Linked DNA regions of Mus musculus: all the other regions are linked to region 2. A link is a loop called in an ENCODE intact Hi-C map of the cell type or tissue named here. Cell type or tissue: left cerebral cortex. All regions are shown on one strand. Each heading gives the region's core, and the rest is flanking DNA. Links, peaks and the distances in the headings are about the cores only. Region 1 has its middle 170 kb from the start of Gm39473. Region 2 has its middle 9.8 kb from the start of Gm34552. Region 3 has its middle 24 kb from the start of Gm39473. Region 4 overlaps Kcnh5 (potassium voltage-gated channel, subfamily H (eag-related), member 5).

What was found. A loop is a pair of places that touch in the nucleus more often than their neighbours do. Peaks named below come from ENCODE experiments on the same cell type or tissue, not always from the same donor. Only the 100,000 strongest peaks of a DNase experiment are listed, where the experiment ranks them.
Region 1: a loop joins it to region 2, with 4 times the contacts of the local background. A loop is called at or near these places in 2 of 42 quality-filtered maps.
Region 3: it touches region 2 in a loop (5-fold over the local background); 2 of 42 quality-filtered maps call a loop at or near these places.
Region 4: a loop joins it to region 2, with 4 times the contacts of the local background. A loop is called at or near these places in 2 of 42 quality-filtered maps.

The regions. Positions count from the first base shown.
Region 1 is chr12:74,654,737-74,659,487 of GRCm38, reverse strand. No RefSeq gene overlaps it. Among named protein-coding and RNA genes, the nearest start is that of Gm39473, 170 kb to the left of the region's middle. In left cerebral cortex, for the core only: no CTCF peak of the experiment used is centred there; DNase peaks (open chromatin) are centred at 852 and 2,235; H3K27ac peaks cover 574 bases.
Region 2 is chr12:74,324,627-74,329,377 of GRCm38, reverse strand. No RefSeq gene overlaps it. Among named protein-coding and RNA genes, the nearest start is that of Gm34552, 9.8 kb to the right of the region's middle. In left cerebral cortex, for the core only: a CTCF peak has its summit at 2,507; a DNase peak (open chromatin) is centred at 2,541; H3K27ac peaks cover 601 bases.
Region 3 is chr12:74,847,404-74,852,154 of GRCm38, reverse strand. No RefSeq gene overlaps it. Among named protein-coding and RNA genes, the nearest start is that of Gm39473, 24 kb to the right of the region's middle. In left cerebral cortex, for the core only: no CTCF peak of the experiment used is centred there; a DNase peak (open chromatin) is centred at 3,017; H3K27ac peaks cover 394 bases.
Region 4 is chr12:75,079,287-75,084,037 of GRCm38, reverse strand. The region is part of intron 7 of Kcnh5 (potassium voltage-gated channel, subfamily H (eag-related), member 5); the gene reads left to right. Among named protein-coding and RNA genes, the nearest start is that of Kcnh5, 96 kb to the left of the region's middle. In left cerebral cortex, for the core only: no CTCF peak of the experiment used is centred there; a DNase peak (open chromatin) is centred at 2,999.

The DNA.
Region 1 (4,751 bases), core at 436-4,435, 330 kb before region 2:
TTGGGGGGTTTTCTATTTTATTTTTTATTTTTTTTATTAGGTATTTTCCTCGTTTACATTTTCAATGCTATCCCAAAGGTCCCCCATACCCTCCCCCCAATCCCCTACCCAACCACTCCCCCTTTTTGGCCCTGGCGTTCCCCTGTACTGGGGCATATAAGGTTTGCAAGTCCAATGGGCCTCTCTTTGCAGTGATGGCCGACTAGGCCATCTTTTGATACATATGCAGCTAAAGACAAGAGCTCCCGGGTACTGGTTAGTTCATATTGTTGTTCCACCTATAGGGTTGCAGTTCCCTTTAGCTCCTTGGGTAATTTCTCTAGCTCCTCCATTAGGGGCTGTGTGGCCCATCCAATAGCTGACTGTGATCATCCACTTCTGTGTTTGCTAGGCCCCGGCATAGTCTCACAAGAGAGAGCTATATCTGGGTCCTTTCAGGGAAATCTTGCTAGTGTATGCAATGGTGTCAGCATTTGGAAGTTGATTATGGGATGGATCCCTGCATATGGCAATCACTAGATGGTCCATCCTTTCGTCACAGATACAGCACATTTTTAAAATCACTTACAGTTACACATAAAGCTTTGAATATCTTATTTGATTAGGTTTGAAAAGTTTTGAAATACATTTGTATATCTAGATGTGGTGTGAAACATTTGTAATACGGTATTTCCAGGAAAAGTTAACTCTCTAGATATCAACCATCTCTGTACTAGTTTCTCTTGTTCTGAACTATTTCAGGGGGTGGGAGAAGGAAGTTTTAGAAGAAGGGATTTGGACTTTCCAAAATAGCTCTGTGTCAACTTCCCACACAGCTACACAGCTTATCTTTGACTTAACACATCCATCTGATCTTGAGATTGAGTGCAGTTTATTTAGGAAAGTCTGAATGAAGGAGGGTTCAGGGCATCTGTTTCTTGAATACCATTTCCAAGAAACTAACAGTTGGGTTACCTTGTAAAAGTGTATCTCTGTACACATTTCCAACCTTCTAACTTAGAATCTTTGAAAAAAGGCCTAGAAATCTGTCTATACAAACCTTTACAAGTTTTCTTTCCTCCTCCTCCTCCTCTTCCTCCTCTTCCTCCTCTTCCTCCTCCTCCTCTTCCACCTTCTTTAATCCATCCAGCATTGAACTGAAAATAGGTGTCTAGGAACCACTGTTTTGGAGTGGTCTCTAACAACACTTGTAATTTTGGGGCACTGACTTCTGCTTATGGTCTTCCAATTGACGGAATATTTACTGAGCATACTTTATGTGTTAAGATCAGCATAGGTTAGGAGATAAAGTAAGAAAATTGATATGATTTTTTTACTGGATGGACCTTTAAGTCTAATAGAAAAGTTTGTGGGGTCCACTAATAATTCTAATGGCTGTGACAAAGAGATGTGATAGAGGATGGGATAAAGAGTAAATGGAGGGTGGAGGCAGAAGTAGCACCTGCCAAGTCTTGAGGGATCATTATATGATTAGCATAAGGATAATGGAGAGACTGAAGAGAAATGGAAGAAGACACTAGGAACATTAGCAAAGCTGTGCTATTTAAATGCATGCACGCAACATGTACACACACACACACACACACACACATACACACACACACACAAAGGCCAATAAGGTTGGTAGTAAGCTTCATTCAAAGGAGACCCTGAAAGATTCTATGTCTAGTCATACAATCAACCCATACTAAGAGACCTTGAATCTTGCTTTACCTAGGTACCTGTGACAAATTAAACCATTGGACGATTCTGAACTAGAATCCTTTGTTTAAATACTCGTCTCTTGTTTGTGTTTTAACTCTCACTTTCATAATTACAGCCAGCCTGAAGATGTTCTTGGTGATAATGTGAAGAGAGCTTTTCAACTCAACAGTTAATCAAAGGCTATAAGCAACAATGATGATGGTGATGAGGAAGGCTCCACACATGGGTGATATTTGTCAATTTCTAACAACCACAACTAGAACCACAACCCAGGACTCAGAGAGGTGGGGAGGGGAGACTTGAGAAGAAGGATATAACACTGTGTGAATCCAGTGAGATTGGCAGACACAGTCTAATACTGTGGAATCATACTGAAGGAACTCTAAAGAGAGACATTATCAGCCTTCTGTTGATGAGTTATTTAAAAGATTTATGTATCTATTTAAAAAATAAAATGAGTTGTGTCTTACATTGCTTCTAATGGAGCAGTGGCACCAGAGACTTGCATTTTCAGTTCTGCAGAAGAGGTTACTGCTGTTGCTATGGTTTCCATGATGTGAGGCTATAAACCCATGGAGCTGCACTGGTACCCAGTTATGCAATTCTATTGCAGCACATCGGGGCATGCTATTTTTTTCCCCTGTGTTTTTATTTTACTTTATATGTCATAAAAACTTCGAACCACACATCAAGATGATGATAAATCATTCCTATTATTCTTATGTCTTACAATTTCCCCCATACTTTTAGATACAGTTACAGAATTTTATATTTAGTAAAAGTATAAGCTGTTCTACAAATTTTTTGATTCTCTCTCTCTCTCTCTCTCTCTCTCTCTCTCTCTCTCTCTCTCTCTCTCTCTCTCCTTCAGGGTGTACACACTTTAATAGCAAAATTAAGGCCAGCTATATTTTATATTCTTGAAGCAAACCAAGTATATTTCTTCATTGAAACCCTGAGACAGGCTTGACATATTGTGCTCATCCTTACGAAAATAGTGTATGATAATAGGAACTTTAAATCAATATTGTTTACTAGTAGTTTATTACAGTTTGATACAATTGATAGTTAAATATTTTAAGAGAAAGATTCTATTGTCTATTCACTTTCTGAATGTTTAAATGGGTAATTTTTGTGTTGTCCACTACTGCCTTGTTCTGTTTTCTGTAAGCATGACCCTTGAAAAAAAATAAAGTGAATTTACATAAGAATGAAATTCTATATTTCTTATCTAAGCCAAATATGTTTTTCTTTGTTTTTTTGTAAGTTAGCATACAAAATGGTGGGTGACATTATGACATTTTCATACATGCATGCCATGTTTATCTCATACTCCTCTTTAGTTTTATAAAGTTTCATGTGTTCACATTTATTCTATAGATACATTATTTCCTTGCAACTGATCAATAACTTTAATCCTTTGATATCATTTATCTACTAGAATGTAATCAGCATTCTTAAGTTGACAGCTACAAAATCACAGGAAAACCATTGAATCACACAAGAGTACATACACCTATGTGAAGAAAAAAAAAAAAAACATTCTTTCAAAAGCTTTTCTGATCTAGTTTAAAACTCCTTTCCAAAAATAACCTGTAGAATAGCATATAATTCTGAAAATGTTTTAATAAAAAATAATATACAGCCTTGTACATTATAGACTGAATTTAGATTTATACTGTACTTGGACATATTTGAAGTACTAAGATATAAAAGGCAATGATTTGTATAATCTTCATTTGATAAAACATCTTACTGTCATCTGGATCATGTGTGTCCCTCACAAGCCTGTATGTAAAAGTCTTGGATGCCAGAGTGGTGGCACTGGGAGACATTAAGAAGCCAGGAGAGAAGCCTAGTCTTTATCATTGGACTCATGCCATTAAGGGAGATTATGATGCCCTGGCCCATTTCTATCTTGAATTCTGCTTTCTGGTTCATGAAGTAAGTACTTTGTTATATCATTCTGTATAGCATAATGTGCTGCCCCACAGAAATGACCGTTTCCTCGTTACAGGTAAATTTCCTTACGTGTTTTGTTATATTGATGGAAAGTTGGCAAGATATATCACTTCCATCTTTTCTTTTTCAATATTGAGAAATTACTTCTCTACTTCTATGGAGTTTTAATTAATACATATTCAAATTATGCCACATAAAACCAAGTCTTAAAATCAATTTATAATTCAAAAATTTTTACATAATGTAATTCAAAATTCAATTTTTATATTGGATAAAAGTGGTGTGTCTCCGTGTCTGTGTGTCTCTCTCTGTATCTCTCTGTCTTTGTCTCTCCTTTTCCCTCCTTCTCTCTCTCTCTCTGTATGTCCCTCTCTGTATCTCTCTGTCTCTCCCCCTCTCTCTGTATGTCTCTCTGTGTATATCTCTGTGTCTGTCTCTGTCTCTCTCTCTGTCTGTGTGTGTGTGTGTGTGTGTGTGTGTGCGTGCGTGCGTGCGTGCGTGCGTGCATGCCAGGCTTTTATCTTTCATTTTTTAAAGGTTCCACACATGAGTATATGATATTTACATAATTTCCTTCCCCTTCAACCTTCCAACTCCTTCCATCCCCTCCATTCCCTCTCAGATTCATGACCTCTTCTGTTATTTATTTTACACAGACACACACACACACACACACACACACACACACACACACCCCACTTAAAATTGTAGCCTCCTCTCTGGAATAACAAAACCAACAAACAATACAGGTGCTTCCTCTCTCAGCAGCCATCAACTGCCTAAAACTCTTCATATATGAGCAGAGACCTGGAAAATTTTCCTTCATTCATGTTGGCATGTCATCTGGTGAGGTTTTTGCAGGTCTTCTGCAGACAATCATATTGCTGAGAGTCCATCGGCACATCTCCGTCTGTCTGGAAGAGTTCTGTGCTACCATGAAGCAGTTCTTTTGATGCCCAGGCTCTTGCAATCCACCTGTTCTCTCTTTTATGGAGTTCCTGGAGCCTTAAGTATAAGGGTTGTGTTGCAGATGTCCCATTGTGGTTGAGAACTCTACAGCTGCTTATATCCTTCAGTTTGGACAG
Region 2 (4,751 bases), core at 312-4,311:
GAGATTTTTAAAAAGGTGTATATTTGTGTGGGTGGGGATATAGGGAGGAAATAAGAGGAGTTGGGGGAGCAGTCACAATCAGGATATATGGTATGAAAAAAATCTATTTTCAATAAAGACTTATATCATTCCCCAAGTAGCTAAACTCTAACAAAGCTTCCATTTTAGAAGGAAAATAACTCCTAGACTGAAAGTGTATACAAACATACACATATCTCACACACATACAAACACACACACACAAACACACACACACACACACACACACACACACACAGGGGCAGGGATGAGAAGTAAGTACACACAGTAAATTCTGTTGTCCTGGAACATCCAGAAGGTGCCGCAGACACAGGATGGAGTATTTGAGGGGGAAACTGTCGGTGAGCCAGGGAAGAACATACAAAAGCCTGAGACATGTTCTAAAAGCCTGAGACAGCAGAGGCACCGGGCACGCTGTCTGCGGCTGCCCACATTTTCATATTTCTTTGCTAGTGGAATCTTGGACGACAGTTCACTTCATAGAGATGCATTTACCCAAGTAATTGAGTGGGGACAGTGGACCAAGATAGCTGTCCTCATAAGGGTGACCTGTGTGGTTGTCACTGGACTCATAGAGCTAAAGCACCAAAGAATACTCTTTGGAGGGTCGAGTAGGAAGGCAGCTACAAGGTGATGATGAGCAGCCTCAGGATAGCAACACCACACAGAGACATCTTGTACAATGGCAGCTAAGATGCCCAGACCCCAGACGTGATTTCTGCCTACCTTACTAAGATGGACCAGAGGTGTGAACCACACCTGTACTACAGTTATGAACCCTGCCATCCATTAAAACTTTCAATTCCACAAGAATGTGAGTGAACAAATCTGTAAACTGTCAAAACTCAATGTTACATGTTATTATATAATGTATATTCACATGTGTATGTATTTCCATCTATAATGTTGCAATAATGAAAAACAGTGTGTGTGTGTGTGTGTGTGTGTGTGTGTGTGTGTGTGTGTGTAGGTGTGATTTGGCTTTAGTAATGTATTTTGAAGTGATTTTTTTTTTTTTTTTGCTATAAACTCCTATTAGTTTGACAATATCTAGCCTAAAGAAAACATATTCTATACTGGTTTGTGTGTGTGTCCTCCCTTTAATTACACAATGTTATTATTTAGCTTCCCCCAAAAAGAGTTCAGATATTTTAACACCTTGGACAAAGTAAGTGCTTTCCATTGAGGGCATGCCACCAGATCTATGAAAGAAAACAGACGTGTGCACACACATACATGTCCAAAAAAAATGTGAGTTAGGAACAAAACTGTTGTTTATGTGAGTATGTCTCAGGAAAAGAGAGCAATTATTTTTTTCCAGTTTAACACTACTTGATAAATACTAATTAACTAACATCAAAATCCAATCATTTTAACATTAAGGCCATAATATGTCAATTTTAATGTCTTATTTAGAAGAAATAGCCTCTCATTAAAAGGGGTAGAAACATATAGTCCCCACTCTGTCAGGATCTGTCTGTTCAAATGTTTCTAGAGCCCATTCCACATGCCAGGTGCTGAGCACGGAGTGCTTATGTATGCACCCATCACGCAGAAAGTTATGTATGCACCCTTCATACAGAAAGCACTGTACCCACGTGGCTCGTCTCCCAAGCTTTCTCACCCCTATGATTCCATGTTGTTTCTCCTTCTCCGGCCAGCTTGCTCGCCCACCCTAGAGTTGGGCATGTTTGGATGGAGAAGATGTCCCTGTGGACCTGTCACCACCCAGATCCTCCCTCAGGAAGGAAGGACAAGTCCTGCTGCCAGCCTGCTCTAGAGAGTGGATAACCTGTGGGGAAGGGAGGTCCGCTAGAGCCAGACCTCGATTGAGTACAGCCCATACCTAAAGTCAGATCAGTGTGGGTCCATACAGGCCTCAGCAGAACCATGCTATTATCAGAGCTCATCAGAGACTCTTTGTGTCTCTCTGTCTCTGTTTCACTCACATCCCCTCCATCCTTTCCTCCTTCTTCCCCTCTCTCCATTTTGTCCACAAGGAACAATCTCAAGGCCATTACCAAAAGCATCCTTTAATAAGCCTTTAATAAGCCTCTGAACTCCTCTCTCTCACCTTACAGCCAGCTTTCCAGGGGGATCACTTTGCAAGCCCTCAGTCCAAGGAGCGATGCCAAATGGCAGAAATGCCAAGGTGAGAGTTTCTGACAACCTCTCCTGCCTTTAAGGGTGAGAAGTCTAGGACTGTGCACAGAGTGAGGACAGTGCCTCTCTGCTGTATCAGCGACTCTTGAGTACAGCACTTTCTGTATGCTGCGTGGATGACTCTGCCCTGAGCACCTGGAACAGCACCTGGGATGCAGAGTAGGTCTGAGAAACATTTGAACAAATGTCTGTTACTTTCTGCCCCCAGAGAATAGCATAATTTCTGGAACTAAAGTGGCTGGGATGCATAGATTTTGAGGAAATAGCTACCATAAGGACAGTAGAATTCGGTAGCTACTGCCATCTGTTGATGCCCTAGAAAAGAAATCACAAAAAGCTGAGATGAATAAATTGACAATGGCTAAATATAAAAGGCAAAATACTTGGTGGCAAAATAGATTCTTATCGCCTCAGAAGGGGAGCAGAAAAAGCTGTGAACCCCGCAGTGGAACAACCAGTGTCCACAGAAGATGAAAGCCAAGGAAGAAAACTGCTCTCCCACAATCAAAGTATAGACAAGAAAAGAACAGGATGCAGACACATGGGACAGGGACATCAGGCTAATGGACTACAAGATCTCGAGTCTCCAGACCCATGCAATCCTGTGCCTACGAACGTGGCTCAACCCCTCAGTTATGGGATGTCACTCAGTTTGCTTAAGGACCACGATAGAGATCCTGTTCACACAATGGAACATATGCCCTCTCAAGATTTGCCCCGATCCTTCCTTCCCACTTGGTCGATAAATATTGTTAAGTCACAGCATAACTCAGTTGAGAACATGGTGAAATAAAGAGGGGAGTTTACCCTGAAATAACTGCATGATGTGGAAGTGGCCAGAAACCTAGAAATAGGGCAAGGTTTTGAATGTTCTAGACCAAGATGGATAAAACAAATTTGAATAAACACTTATGAAATTGAGAGCAATTTGTTATGACACAGCATAACCTTGGCAAGGATACCTTGGAAACGGTGCAGACATGTGACTAAGATACCTTCTCAGAACATGAACATGGTTATGGGCCCACAGTGAAATAACATCATAATTACCTTAAGGCAATGGCAGGGGAGATGCAAAAGTATGAAGATGGGATTATCAAAATGGGAATGCAAAGCCAGAAAATCTAACAGGATGCTCTGTTTCATAGGAAGGTTATATGATAACAAAGCAATAAGAAACTTCTAGTTCAATGGGCAATAGCTTGGTCATGGTATCTCCACATAGGCCATAGCCTAGTGCAACAATTGATTCCTAAGGCTTACCAATACCAAAAGCATTCTTCATCTTTGGAATGGTGGATGCCATGTTGCCCAGAACTTAACAAGAAGAAGGCATATAAATTATTATAATTTGTGACAACAAAGTACAGACAAGAGAGAGCCAGGCCTATGGACATGGCCACTCAATAGCAGCTCCCTGAGAGAGCGCCAGATGCCAGTCCACACAGATAGTCTAGCTGTATCACCAGAGGAAACCCAAGAGTTGGAAGGCTGTCCTCCAGTCTCCAGATCTGAGCCAGGCTCTACAACAAGAAGCTACTGATGAAGGAGACACCAGTCCTCCGGGAGGAAGAATGCAGTACCTTTACCAAGAATAAATGTCCCAGTCTCTTCCAAAAGAGACTTAAGCAACTACTCAGGAGATAGGAAAACATTAGGAACCGATGTAATACTAAGTTTAAATATTCAGCCTACATGAATGACTGGCCAACAAAATTCTTAGACCTCAGCTCCAGAGAATTCTAAAGGGTCAGCCCAGACCCATGGCTCCCAGGAGATTAGCTGAGGGGCTTTCGTGGTAGGGTGTTACCGCTCACCTTCTGTGGTCAGCTCTACTTCCTTCTCTTCCTTTCACAGATATTTATTGCCTAAGTACCTGATATCGGATGCTCTGATCTGAGGCAGTCTCCTCAGAGCCCATTTCCTGTTTTAACCAGTCTATAAAACTGAGAAACTGGTGGGCAAGAGGTGACAGGCCTTCTTGTGCTGAGGAATCTTCTGTTGCTGCTTCCAGATGTCATCTCTGCCTTTCTGTCTTCCTGTGGGCTACATCCTCCAACCTCCTTTGCCTGCTGACTTCTCAGCCCTGGGAGAGCGAATGTGAACACATGAGCCAATTACAGTCTATGTGACCTGGCTCCCTTGTAGGCTGGCCTTGGCTTGGACCAGGGCTACTGTACTGTGAAGAACCTATCACATGAGATCTCTCATGAGATAGCCTCAGTTCTCTCCAGTGTCTCCTAGCTTCACCCTGCCCCCTGCTCTTCCCTTCAGCTCTAAGATCTGAAAGGATGCTCATCTGGGGAGCTTAATTGCCTTGCTTTCCCTTAGTGCTGCCCACAATTTTCAAAGGACTCTTATTGTTATCCTACCTCTGTGTATCATTTGGTTTTTTTGTTTGTTTGTTTTTGCTGAGTCTCCAATAAAGGCAGATCAGCAGTTTGTAGAGACATAACAGCTGTCAGAGACAGGAGTCTCTCTAAAAAAAAGAGTGAGGGAATAAAATAGATAGATAGATAGATAGATAGATAGATAGATAGATAGATAGA
Region 3 (4,751 bases), core at 526-4,525, 520 kb before region 2:
GAGAAGGTGAATGGATCAAGTGGAGTGAAGCTGGAGCCTGCAGGGTAGAGTGGAGAAAGAGGGGATGACATTGCCCGTGAGACTTTGACTTTGATGAGTAGGAGACTTGAAAGACAAGTTGATACTGTGCCCAAAGAATATATCAAGTTCAAAACTAGAAGCCCCTGCTGGAGACACAGTACAGTAGATAAGAGTACCCTTCCAGAGGACTAAAGTTTGGCTCCCAGCACCCACATTGGACAGCTCATAACTGATTATAACTATAGCTCTACAGGAACCAATAAATTTTTCTGGCCTCTGAGGGTAACCACATAAATGTGGCATACAAATACAGACACTCACATGTTGCCTTAATCATTTCGTCTCTTGCTGTGATAAAATTCCAGGACCACCAAGGCAACTTATAGAAGAAAGAGTATCTTTGGAGCTTACTGTTTTAAAGGGTCAGGGTCTATTATGGCAGAGCAAAGACATAATGGCAGGAGCAGCCGAGAGCTCACATCTTGATCTACAAGCAGGAGGCAGAGGAGGAGGAGTGGCTTGAGAGTCTTTTGGAACCTTAAAAACCTATCCCTAGTGACATACCTTCCCCAACAAGGCCACACCTAATTTTTTCCAAATAGGTCAACCAACTGGGAACCAAGAATTTAAACATATAAGTCAATGGGGATCTTTTCCATTAAAAACTACCACACATAGATACAAGTAAAAATAACTCTTAAAAGATGTGGACTTCCAAGGTAGTAACAAGAAAGATGTCGATAGGGGTAGCATAGCCACAACAATATACACAAATTGCACTGCACTGTCTGAAACAGAGTTAATCTCCAATCTAAATGAGACTCTGAATATCTTTGGGATTCCATTTCACACAGAGACGAGAATTCTGTGAAATGTACTTGAAACCTAGGTAGCATGGCTTAGCACAGAATAACCACAAGCCTTTGTCTCTCTGCCTATCTGTGGCTTGATTCTATAGCTTAAAAGTACCAAAAACTTACATGCAAATTCTGCGGGTCTTGTTTAAATGTATTAATTGAATTGGGAATCTTTGATTCAGTTGGCACAGTCAGTTTCTTCCCTTTGTGAGGACATTCGGCATTTGTTCAAGGCTTTGGGTTTTGTTCTTTAAGCTGGGTCAGGCTATTTTCCTTTCCTTTGCTAGTTATTTTTCAACTGGGATTTAACACGATTCGAGGCTATGACTATAGCAATTTTGTACTTCTTTTTAAGAGTGGTGGGAGGATAATTGCTTTACAACATTCGAGGCCCCTTTAAGCTCCTTGGTGAGGAGTGGAGCATCATGAAACCTAAATTCACAAACTGTTTATTTAATTGTTTAACTCAGGCTCGCTGCCGATGGTCGTGATAAGAACACCATGCATCGCCCTGTCAAGGACAGGGCTATTTTAGTTTTAGAAAGATTTCCAGACCTTTTAAAACCTGTATGAGCTCTGAAGGTCTGGAAGACTGATGCATTTTTCACCAGATTAAATAATACATTCAAGTATAAGTGGCTTTCAAAGTGAGGAACTGAAGAAAAGGCCACTGGGGGGAAGCTGCTCTTGCTGTGTCTCCAAGGTGACTGTCACATAGCAATAGGCCTGGCCCCTGATAGGGCCGGAAACAGTGGTCTCTGTGGAGAGGTATGCAGCAGTCAATAGACCCCCTCCCAAGCTGTCACTCAGGCTGGATCTGAATTCCTCAGGAGAGACTTCATTTTCAGGGGAAACAATGTATTTCTTTGGTATTGAAGTAAGGAGATCGCTGCTTGTATCAACCTCCAAAATTAAAAGCCAAGCTCACATCTTAATTTTCTGAAGATGACTCCTCTGAGATCTTACGCTTGCTGAATGTCCAAGTGCATAAGGCAGGAGAGTGTGATAGGCATATCATTGACAAGTACATTATATGGAGCAGGTAGCATCCTTTAACCCCACTTCTGTCTCTTCAGCCTCAATCTTTTTCTCTAAAATAACTTAGCACTGTGTGTGTGTGTGTGTACCCATGTGAGCATGTGTGCGTGCGTGTGGGTGTGTGTATGCTCACATGTGTGGGTGAGTGGGGCATGTGTGTGGGTTGGGGGCGTGTGTGTGTCTGTGCACATGTGTGTGGAGGTTGGAAGTTAACATCAGCTGTCTTTCTCAGTTGCTTTCTTTCATTTTGGGGCTAGGTCTCTCACTGAAACTGGAGTTCACTGACTTGTCTAGACTGGTTGGCCAGAAAGTCAAGGGCTCCTTCTGTCTCCACCTCCTCAGTACTAAGATTACAAACAGGTATAATTATAACTACACCCAGCTTTTTGTGGGTGTTGGGGATCTGAACTCAGATCTTCATGCTTTTTCTGCCAGGGTTTTGCCAACAGCCAGCTTCCCAGGCTCTAGCAATGTTTGGGTTATCTAATTAAATAATCTGTCTGCCAATATTCTGTTAAGTTCAATATTGATTCTGGATTTGAACGCCACATAGAAATGATTCCAACTGCTCATTTTTATTTTTTATTTTCTAAATTAATGGTTTGGGTTTTCCAACATCAAGTCTCTCTAACACATCATCACATCATTACTAAAGATAGAATACTGTCTTAATAATTCATTAAGATCAAACACAAACCTAAGGAAACCCTCCAGCAGGCATCTAGAGAAATGTGAGGGCAGGGGAGTATAGGTGTGAGCCAGAGGTGAAGGATGGAGTTGAAGTTTTCTCACTCTGATGGACAGTGGACAGGAAAATCCAAATTTTGCAGTTTTACAGCATGGATCATTGGGTAGATGGTAACTGAAGGATTCGAGAACGAGCAATCAGACAAGGAGCAGGTGGGAGATGTGAGAGGCAAGTAACTAGTATTTGGAACTAACTGCTGCATGGCTGGGTACATCTGCAGAAGTTCTTTCCGGCTTTCCCATCCTGTAACCACCCTCTTGAGTACCAACAAACACACTCCCTTTTTGCCATCTGCGTTGGTGAGGAAAACCGCAGCTGCTTCCGTGTCCCTGCAGTTGGAAAGCCTTGCGATGCTGTCAGCATTTCAGACTGGTTCCTTGGCACAGGTCCGCGTGGTGGGTGGATTTCCTTGTGGATAATAATAGTGGTGTTAGCTGTTTTCAGCACTTGGCATATGAAGCAAAATTTGCTGAAATCAGGGCACCTGGGGGGAGCATCTTCAAATCGTGTCCTTTTAAAATGTTAACTAATGAACTCCAGTTTTGATGTCTTCCCAGAGCCCATGGGATTGTGGGTAATGAACACCTCAAAATATAAGGTTGATGCCCTGGATGCGATGATAAAATGTGCTTCCTATGCACTTTTAGAAACTGCATAAATGTTCCAGGTCAGGCAGCACAGCAGCTGTCATAATCTGTCGGCATCTTGTCACTCTCAAGCTTTATCCTCTGCGAGGGACTGTTTGTTCAGACTCCGGATTGTTCTTCTCATGAGAATACAGTATTCACAGTTCTATAAATACAGAACAAAATTTACTTGGGGTACTTTGGTGCTGGCATTTAATCTGGACTCTTGATTTTTATGATCAATCCAAACTAACTTTAAACAACTAAAATACCCTTTACATCCTTATGCAATGGATAGAGAATAGGACTATTTTTTATGTGTTATACTGTACTATTTTAAAATGTCTGTATACTATAACTTGGTATTGCCACTTCCTTTGTATACTTTTCGTGTTTTTCAGAACATCTACCCACATCCTTTAGCAAATATACAAATTTCACTGGAAGTGCACTCACTTGTTCTCCTTTGTGAGACTCTGAGTTTGACTCTCTGCACTAGGAGGAAAAAAAGATTGTTTGTTGTAAATATTGTAATCTGTATTTCCATTTAAGTGAAAATGAGATGAAAATAAACATCTCTAAGGCATCGATTGAGAAAATTAAATAAAACTCGGTCTTTAAAAACTTCTCAATATGTCATATTTTAAAACTTAAATCAATGTCCCAGCTCTTGCCAGTCATTGTATTTTAAATTAATCAATTCCATTGATTTATATTTAGTGCCTTTTAACTAAGATGGAATGATTAGTCCCCAGTGTCAAGAACTGAACAGTCAGGTAGTTGCTGAATTCTTAATTTAAGAGCTTTCTCATGCCTACTCCGAATTCTCAACATATCTACCCACCAGTTTGGTCTTTATCTACATCAAATGACTTAAAGTCCAAGTTTCATCTACTGGTCAGCCAACTCTTTGCCATCTTAAATACAATTAATCTTCTCTAAGATGAACTTCTTCCTATTAATTCTCTTTTTGAAAATCATCAGTAGGCATCAATTTCTTAGTTAATATGAGATTGAACCTGTTAGCCTTCAAAGATCCCACTGATCAAGAGCATCGTCTCCAGTTCAATATTGTGCTGTGTGTCCATTGTTATACTAGTATCTTCCTGCTCCATGGGCCACACTACTCTCCTCTCCCCATTGCTTTCCCTTGGTTATCATGCCCTCTCCTCTGTCTATTCAAAGTCTATACAGTATCATTATCCTGTTTCCCATCCCATTGTTGCTTTGACTTTCCCCTTGTATGGTCTCTGACTTAGTCTCTGTAGTTTAGTAGCAATTAAAACAATATTTCAAAATATCCAAGGTAGAAATTAACTTTCAATTTTGATTAAAAGGGGCTCCATGTTTTTTGTGTGTGCATTATTTTGGGGGGGGGGGAGGGAGGGTCTGGTGTTTTTTTTCTGGTTTTATTTTTTGTTTTGTTTTGCTTTTCCTTTTCTAATTTTTTTTTTAATTTTT
Region 4 (4,751 bases), core at 552-4,551, 750 kb before region 2:
CTTTCAGGGTTGTCCCAGAAACAGTTGTAACACTGCAGCTGCCAATTTTTGTGTGGTGATTGCATAACCTTGAGAACCATCAGTAAAACAAGCCCTAGTCTTCTCTTCCTCACTCACCATGGGGCACATGAACTTACAGGTGCACTCCTGGCAGCAGACAGCATTGGTTGTAACAGGAGTAGAAACCATAGACAACTTTTTCATATGACTTGCTTGTGCCTTCAGAACCTGCTTGGGTCTGATCATGTATAGACCAGTTGCATTTGATAATTGATTACTACTGTGAACATGCTACTTTATAGCTTGATGGGTCAGATAAAATCAAGCCCATGATGGGCAGATCAGGTTTCAGTAATTCACTGTCAAATGTTCTATTTCTACTAAGGCCCAGTAGCAGGCCATGAGCTGTCTATCAAAAGGGAGAAGAGTTGTTTGCAGATGATGGTAGAACCTTCCTTCAAAATCCCAAATGTCTCTTCTATGATTCACCTGTAGAGGCCTACCAAAACCTCCAAACAGCATCCCTATCTGCCACTGATACCCCAGGTACCACTGGATTTACTGCATCATATGGTCCAAGTGGTAGAGCATCCTGTGCAGCAGCCTTGACCTGTTGATAAGCCTTCTATTCCCGGCCCACTCAAATCTAACAGCTTTCTGAGCCACTTGGCATATGGGCCAGGGTAACACACCCAAGTGAGGAATGTATTGTCTCCAGAATCCTTATAGGCCCACTAAACATCATGCTTCTTTCCTGGTGGTAGGACGGACTAAGTACAATAACTTATCTTTCACTTGGGAAGGAATGTCTCTGCATGTGCCATATACTGGACTACTGGACTTAAGTATTTCACCAAGGTAGAAGGTCCTTCAAGATTAATTGGATTGTGTGTGTGTGTGTTACCAATGGATTTACAGTCATTGATATCTCCTGTTCACTTGGTCCAATTAGTATAATGTAGTCAGTATAATGAACCAATGTGAAATTTGTAGAAGAAAGAGACAAGCAAAGTTTTTTCCAACTAAGTTATAACACAGGGCTGGAAAGTTAACATATCCTTAGGAAAAACTGTAATGGTGTAATGCTGGCCTTGCCAACTAAAAACAAGTTGCTTTTGGTGGCCTTTATGGACAGGTACAGAGAAAAAGGCATTTGCTAGATCCATAGATTCATGCATACCATGTACCAGGAGATGTGTTAATCTGCTCAAGTAAGGATACCACATCTGGTATAAATGCTGTAATTAGAGTCACTACTTGATTGAGCTTTCAATGTTCAACTGTTATTCTCCATGATCCATCTGTCTCGATGGCTAGATAAAAATGTTAATGGGAAATGTATCGGGAGCCATCACCCCTGTATCTTTCAAGTTCTTGATGGTTGCACTAATTTCTACAGTTCCTCCAGGAATGTGATAACATTTTTTTTCATTCAATTTACTCTTCTCCTTGAAAGAGAAAATTCTAAAGGTTTCCAGTTAGCCTCTCCAACTGTAATAGCCATCACTCCACGGGACAGGGAACCAATGTGAGAATTCTGCCAAATTCTAAGTGTACCTATCCCAATTATACATTCTGATATGCAGGTGGGTTTGAGATTTATCAACTTGGATTCCTTTAGAATGTTTCTACTTTGAAGGAATTACAGATAAAGGTGCTTGGATGTATGCAGTTATAGTTTTGCATGAACCTAAGTTCTTAATTCTCTGTAATAATGCCTAGGATCACAAGTAAGTACATATTTCAATATTAAAGAATTTGCCAGTCTCTTTTTCAAGAAGGGTAGCCTAGAATATCATTTCCTAACATAATCAAAGTAAAATAAAAACAATGTAGAAGTGTAAACACATTCTTATTTCCTTTGTTCATCAAGCTACAACTTCCTATCTAAGACCAAATCAATGTTGTCCGTAGCTTGGACCATTGAAGTAGTTCCCTATATTTTTTCTTCCATAGCTATTCTTATCCTAGAATCTGTCTAGACTCTAGAAGCTAGAGTACCCCCTTTAAAAGTAAAAACACAGCACCATTCCTTAGCACAGATATCGCTAGTGGATATAAAACAAAGACTAAATTGCTTACTGTTTCCACATACATGTAGAAATGTATTTCATTTTACTTTTATTTGTTCTTTGAGAATTTAATATAAAATTTGATAATATTTACCCCTCCAAACCTCCCAGATCAACCACATTCCCTACTCTGATGTCTATTCTTGGTTATCAAGTTGACTCCATCTGGAATTAACCCAAGTGGCAGGATACACCTTTGAGAGACTTTTCTTAATTAAATCATCTGAAGTGGGAAGACTCACTTCTAATCCAAATCTCTTGAACTGGAAACATACACCTTTGATACAAATCTTTTGAGGTGGGAAGATCCACCTTTCATCTGGGCCACACCTTCTGCTTCCAGCCTCTATAAAGGGATTGGAAGAAGGAGGCTTGCTCTTTTTGCCTGCTTGTTTCGGCTCTCCCTGACAAGTCCATTCCTTCACTGGCATGCGATCCTGCTCCTTTAGGATTCTGGCATCTACTGAAGACCTGCTGAGACATCCAGCCTAATGGACTGAGCAACTATTAGATTCTTGGACTCTCTGTTTGTAGACAGTCATTTTTGGACTATTTGGACTGTAGCCTGTAAGCCATTTTATTAAATCAATTTATTAAATAAATTTTGTAGTGTATCATCCATGCTACGATGTGATATTGGTGATACAGCTGTTGTTGAGTCATTTCTGCTCCTCTAAATGATAGCTCCTTTATATTCCTGTAAGTAACTCCAATAAAATCCATTGATTCACCAAGTTAGACTGTGGTGGTATCCATACATATCATCAGTTCTCTATCTAGGTTAAGTAGGTGTTTGTACCCATCTGTTCGTACCTCTGTTGGAAATTCTCACACAATTTCATTTGGGTTTTCAAAATGCCATTGATTCATAGTTGATTTTATTTTATTTTTCTATGTTATGTGTGGCTGACTATATCTGCAAGATCTAGATTTCCTACCCTCTTGTTTTCAGTCCCTGATTAGTTTTAAGCCTGGCCACCTTCTTCCTTGAGTTTCTGCTATCTCATTTCAGTGCATGAATAGACATCTTTTCATCTATTCTGGTACTTAGCATCTTCGTGCCAATTGGCTTTACATTTCTGTTTAAGCCTCTGTGTGAGTCCAGCTTCTATAGCCAGACTGTTCCAAGGAAATGTATTTTAATATTCTTCTTAGTTCTGCAGTCTGTAGTGCTTTTGTGGCATATTTCCCTTCAGATAAACTTAGAGGGTTATAAAAGTCTTTCAGACTCATGAAGTGGTATACCTTGAACAGTTCCAGGCTTTATTACACATGTATGTACAGAATATAAAATATGAACACTGCAGATGTTTGTAATCTTGTTTTTTCTTCATTTAATACTACTAAGGAAACTAAGCAAAAATATTCCACTGCTGGTATCAGAATTGAGTATGTTCTGTCCATCCATCATGGACAAGAATTTAAAGTTTCTCCTTTCTCCCCCTCCCCCTCCCCCTCCCCTTCCCCTCCCCCTCCCCTTCCTCTCCCTCCTCTCTCTCCCCATCCCCCTCTCCCTCCCTCTCCCCCCTCCCCCTCTCCCTGAGAGTGTTTATCTTTCCATCTCTTTCTTTCTCTTTCTTTGATGTGCATGTGTGTGTGTGTTTGCATGTGTTGTGTTTTGTGTTTATTGTGCTTGTTTTATTGTGGGGAGAGCCTCTTAAAATTTTAATGTGATGCAACAATATTTAGAGATTTTAGTGGTAGCTAATCCAGTTTCTCCATTTGAGTCCTTTTATCCTTTTGTGGTGTTTTCTTTTCTGATTCTTATGTTCTTACCATCGAATGCTAAGTTGCATGTTGACTTTGTCTAATAATTTAACCATATGATCTTTTGTGAGTGAGTACCAGAGAAATCTTTAAGGAGAAATTATGAATGTAATTTAGTTTTCCTTGGGAGAATGTAAACACAAATCTTTTCATCTCATATATGGCACTGAGGACTGCCTAAAGGAATGATTGCTCTCATGTCTGGTTTGAGATTGTTTGAGTTAATTATAGCAGCACTAGTGACTCAAAGACAGCATCTTTTTCACTAGAAATCCCATCTTTGTATGTGCGCTGATTCCAGAAAACTGCAGCTCTGCATCTCAGTGCTCATCTTGCAGACAACGTCTTTGAAGAGTCTACTTTCTCCAGAAATTTCGTACTGCCTTTATAACCTTTGAAAGGACCTTATAAATCTTGTAACTTCCTGAGATTCTCAAGTGAGTTTCATGAACTTCCTGCACCTTCTAAGTTTCCTGAGCTTCCTGAATCTTAGACTCTGTCCTCTTTCCACAAAGGCTGTTTCAATTTAGTGGAAATAGTTATGTAGTTTTGGCCCATTCCTAAGGTATCTCAGCTAATTCCCATGTCTCTAGGATAATAATGCATCTCTGTTATCTGCTATTGGGGAAGTTTTTAAACTTAAAACTCATTCAATTCTAGGCTTGCCCAACGTGGAAAATCTATTTGTTCAGCCTGAATTGATTTTTTTTTTGTTCTTCTCAATATATGTTTTCATTCATACTTTTATGACTTCAAATTGTCTCTTTGTAGTTTTGGCATATTTCCCATCTGGAGTGACATCTATAGTTCTGGGAGTAGCTATTACCTTAACAATTTAGTCAGGTCTTTTCCAGTGTTCCACATCTGTGTATTTGTGAATGAATCTGACATTTTGTTCGCATTCATGAAACT